Linked DNA regions of Homo sapiens: region 1 is linked to region 2. A link is an interaction called in ENCODE POLR2A ChIA-PET data of the cell type or tissue named here. Cell type or tissue: PC-9. All regions are shown on one strand.

What was found. ChIA-PET counts read pairs that join two places held together with the same protein. Peaks named below come from ENCODE experiments on the same cell type or tissue, not always from the same donor. Only the 100,000 strongest peaks of a DNase experiment are listed, where the experiment ranks them.
Region 1: POLR2A ChIA-PET joins it to region 2 with 5 read pairs; 3 of 35 experiments call an interaction of 5 or more read pairs at or near these places.

The regions. Positions count from the first base shown.
Region 1 is chr2:200,786,407-200,788,906 of GRCh38, reverse strand. All of the region lies in intron 3 of BZW1-AS1 (BZW1 antisense RNA 1), which reads left to right. It also overlaps the pseudogene AOX3P-AOX2P and the pseudogene AOX2P. Among named protein-coding and RNA genes, the nearest start is that of BZW1, 24 kb to the left of the region's middle. RefSeq lists an enhancer at 1,082-1,598. In PC-9, no CTCF peak of the experiment used is centred here; DNase peaks (open chromatin) are centred at 376, 1,356, 1,846 and 2,316; H3K4me3 peaks cover 1,855 bases; H3K27ac peaks cover 2,500 bases.
Region 2 is chr2:200,629,439-200,631,938 of GRCh38, reverse strand. All of the region lies in intron 20 of AOX1 (aldehyde oxidase 1), which reads right to left. Among named protein-coding and RNA genes, the nearest start is that of AOX1, 45 kb to the right of the region's middle. In PC-9, no CTCF peak of the experiment used is centred here; no DNase peak of the experiment used is centred here.

The sequences.
Region 1 (2,500 bases), 160 kb before region 2:
CTCAGGGCCTGTCTCAAGCACTAAGCTAAAATAGTTCATTGTAACTCTTCTCCTTGGCAGGATGAGATGGCTCTCTTTTCTCCTGTTTTATATTCTGCATCTCTTATTTCCTCCCTTAAACTGAGGAATGCCTCCAGCTTTTGCCTCTTCCCTTTTAGGTGTTCTCCCTATCTCTCCCTTTCCTCTGCTCCTACAAACCTAAGGAGGAAGAGATCACATAGGAGAGTTTTTAGATACAAAAATATACATTCAATAACAGTATCAGAGACTCTCCCTTCAGGAGTAAGAATGGCTACTCTGTGAAATGTCACCAAGCATTGCAGGGAAATGATTCAGTTCCTGCATCCTGGGACAAACATATTCAATGTGGAATCAGTTTCACAGCCAATAAAACCTCTTCCAAGACAGCATGAGAGGCTAGAAGAATGTGGTTAAGAATGAGTACATGCCTGTCTGAGTGTGCGTGTGCATGTGTGTCTGTGTGCGTACATGCGTGTCTGTGTGAGTACATGCATGCATGTATGTGTATGTGTCTCATGGGAACAGGTCAATAGGTTGAGCATTCTGAGGAAGACACCATGGGAGACTCTACTCTCAGTCTGTCCTGAGCCGTGCAGTCTGCTCTGTGTTCCATCTCAAGGAATCCAGGTGACCGAAGCATGTCCGTGCTGGTCTAAGGCCCTACCAATTATCTGTAGCTGAGATTATAGCTGAACAGGCTGGAGATTTCATGTTTTCACATGTTGTGGTAAATGAGCCCCAAGAAATAGAATACAGTCTTGTAGGGCTGGTAGATGTCTCCCCCAGCTCAGAGAAATCCAGGGCTGTGTATAGAGTATGGGGTTGAGCAGGCTTCATCTTGAACGGCTAGTGTTTGGGAGTGAACTGCCCGAGAGGAGTGGGTAAACCAGGCGTCTGGCAGCATGCAAAATGTTCACGTGCCTCTCCTCCTTCAGCAGGGAGGAAGGGCTCCAGATACTGAACTAAACAGGTGGCGCTTTTAATGCTGCCAGTTCTCACTGAGTCTGGGCATCTAGAAATGCAAAAGAAGCAGGGAGGGAAAATGAGACGTGGGGATGTGAGAGACGCAGTGCTGTAAAGGAGGGGAGTCCGTGGATGGAGACTGTATTAGGGTTTGCGGCGTAGGAAGAAGGTGAAGGCCGTTAGAAACTAGCCATTGGTCAGTCTCATAGAATAGCAGATTCTATGAAGGACAGGCATGGCCATTTGGAACTGAGGACTGATCTAAGAATGAAGGACTTTTCCCACTAGGGTACGATAAGATCATGCGTCAGCCTAACGCAGGACATGAGCCATTTGTTATGATTGCAAAGATTTCTTATGAGTCAGCGTGTTCCAGGCTGCCCCTTCAGAAGTGGGGTAAGCTGAAACCTGCTTATAAACCTGTTTCCAAGCTGAGGTGTCTGATTTTAACTTCCAGGAGATGGAAACTGAAGCTGTTAATTGGCTCTACATGGCCTCCCACTATGGCAGCCCACATAGACCACATTTGGTGATTACTCAATAAATAACGTTTTGCTGTTGGTGATATTAAGATAACATGTAAAAAATGTCTGCCTATTCCACATTCTCCAAGGCAGTATTTTTCTAATTTTTGAGGGTATGGAACCCTTCATGTCTCTGAATCCTAAATATATATTTTTTTTAAATGAAATCACTGTTTCTAAGGAGAAGTCCTCATATGAAAGTGTTAAATATGTATATCTTTAAAGGAAGTTTACTTTTTTCCCCTTGTGGAATTTAAGATGACTGTACAAAACACATTTTCCAGGAAATACATATTTTTCTTTCTCCCATCACCGAAAAGGAAATTACATAGAGATGATGTTTCTGGCCACGCCTAGTTGAGCCGGACTGACCTGCTGGGCTCAGAGTAGAAACCAGCAACACTGTCCTCACCAGAAATTAACCACCTGAGAAACAGCCATGCAAAAATGGCAGCCAGCATTAGGCTGTGATTAAGGTTAAACAAACCCAAACATGTTAAAAAAAAAAAAAAAACCTTTTGACATAGTAAATGCTCATTCATACAGTATGATTTTTTTGGTAACAAACATGCCTTAGGCTTCTTACCAATGCCTGCCTTTTTTGAAGCTAATTTACCCATGAAAATGAAGCTGCTAGTTAGAAGAGTTGTTGTTTATTCTGGCCTCAGCAGGTCAACTTGATTTAATGTGGAAACACTTTTCAAGCCTTTTGGGAGAGGCATATTTTGAAGAAGGTCATTAACAGTTTATGGGTTTTTGGTGATGACCTTAACACTAATATTTACAGAGTGACTCATATTTACACAGTATTTTTACATGCATTATTTTATTTAATTCCGAGGGAAAAGTACTGAGTGTTTTACCATCATTTCTATTTAAGAAATAGATCTAGTCGGGCTGTTATTTACCTTATGGCTATAAGGAGGTTATTAAAAGAGGAGGTCTTGAACTTTTCAATACTCATGCTCTAGTATACAGACACTCTGACTCCC
Region 2 (2,500 bases):
TTATAATATATAAACATTAAAATTTCACAAGCTCAGATCTTAACTTCAATTTAAGCTCTTATCAAATAGTCTAAAGACCCATGTCATTGTCACTAGGCTTACATTCAAGCTTGCAGTATTATTGATTCTGCCTATCCACTCAGAATTTATTTTGTTAAGTAGTCACTTTATTTAAAATATTCAGAGCTAAAAAAATTAGACAGAGCTGTTCCTGTTTAAATCTGTAAAGAAGGGAAAGTTTTAGAAACCTGTTATATTGCACTGCCTACCCTGACAGCCCCCACCCGTAGTGCCCCCTCTTCACCTTAGGGTATTGCTGTCAACTCTCTAGGTTGGAAACCAATTTGATCAACTAATCCCTGAGATAAAATGTTATCCCAGTATGGGTTTAGGAGTGATTCCTCCAGGCATATTTACATTTTAATAAGAGGCCCTTAAAGTCCCAAATCTGCTAAGATGTGAATGTGTCTATCTGTACCATGCCCAGCAGGATAGGTTGTGGGGAAAATCATCTCAGTTTCAGGGCTCCCTGGGTCTCTTGCAAATCCTTTTATACAGATTGTTCTCTGTGCTCTCCAGTATAAAGCACATCCCAGCTAACAGAATTTTAATGAGATAAATGAGAAGCAGGATAATGTAGAGGAAAGAATACTAACTTTGGAGTTGGGAAAACTCTTAGATTTCATCCTGGTCAATCAGGTAGCCTCTCTAGCCTCAGCTGGCTCATTTGAAAATGGTAATCTTTAGCATCCTCTGGTGCTGTGACACCGGGATTAGATAGAGTTGAAATATATCTTCGCAGCAGATAAGTGCAAACAATAATAGTTCTCCCTCCAAGAACGCATTCTAAGACCTGATGTAATGCTCCACATATTTTATCTTTTAAATATTTTTTTTCTTGGAACACCTATCTTCTTTCTTTTTTTCCTTCAACTTTTAAGTTCTGGGGTACATGTGCAGGATGTGCAGGTTTGCTTCATAGGTAAACGTGTGCCATGGTGGTTTACTGCACAGATGAACCCATCACTTAGGTATTAAACCTAGCATGCATTAGCTATTCTTCCTGATGCTCTCCCTCCCCTTACCCCCACTCCTACAGGCCCCAGTGTGGGACACTTATTTTCTTAGAAGACAGATAAAGTGTTGCTATGATAATTAATTGCAATTACCTCGCATTGAAATATCATGAGATATTAGGAGAAACTCATAATCCAAAAGACGATAGCAGACAAAGGGAAAAGCTAGACTCAAACTTGTGAGTCAAGAGGATGAAAATTGGTTTTCTTTTGCCTTCCCTTGTCTTTCCCTTCCCTTGTCTTTCCTTTTCTTTTCTTCCCCTCCTTCCTTCCTTCCTTCCTTCCTTCCTTCCTTCCTTCCTTCCTTCCTTCCTCCCTTCCTTCCATCCATCCATCTTTTTTTTTTGACAGTCTCACTGTTGCTCAGGCTGGAGTACAGTGGCCTGATCTTGTCTCACTGCAATCTCCGCCTACCGGGTTCAAGCCATTCTGGTGCCTCAGCCTTCCGAGTAGCTGGGATTACAGGTGTTTGTCACCACACCTGGCTAATTTTTGTATTTTTATTGGAGACAGGGTTTTGCCATATTGCCCAGGCTGGACTCAAACTCCTGGCCTGAAGCTATCTGCCTGCTTCAGCCTCACAAAATTCTGGGATTACAGGCAAGAGCCACCGTGCCCAGCTTCCTTTTTTTTTTTTTTTTTTTTTTTTTTTAAATAGAAGGAGTCTTGCTACATTGACCGGGCTGGTCTCAAACTCCTGGCCTCAAGCAATCTGCCTGCTTCAGCCTCACAAAGTGCTGGGATTACAGGCATGAGCCACCATGCCCGGCTTCCTTTTTCTTTTTTAATAGAAGGTATCTTGCTACGTTGACCAGGTTGGTGTCAAACTCCTGGCCTCAAATGTCCTGCCTTGGCCTCCCAAAGTGCTGGGATTATAGACGTGAGCTACTGCAGCTGGCGTTTATACTGAAAAGTAGTATAAATGTCCTTTTTAATATTCCCGTATCATTTTTATACTTATCAATGGGGTATGCAGCAATAACAAAAATTCAAGTAAGAGGCAGACTAAATCAATCACCTAATTGAATTAGATAATTAAAGAAGATGTCAAGGAAAAATACAACAATGGAATTCTTGCACAAATACTCATTATGTCAGGAAACAAACATGAAACAAGGAACCCCCCTAAATATTGATATTTCCAACATGCTCATGCCGGGAACGCTCTATGATAGAAATGTACCCTCTTTTTCTCTTCATTCCCATAAATCAAACTCACTTTTCCAGTATTTTCCACATTTTACTAGCCCTAAGAATTACCTGGAAAACTTGTTAAGACCAGTTCCTGGGCTGTTTTGGATCCTCTACAATTCTAAAAAAGGGCACAGGGATCTCTAGGTCTCATAAATATCCTCAGTGATTCCTATAAGGAGAAAATCTTGGAAACACTGGGTTTGATAAATGAACACCTGCCAACGTATCTC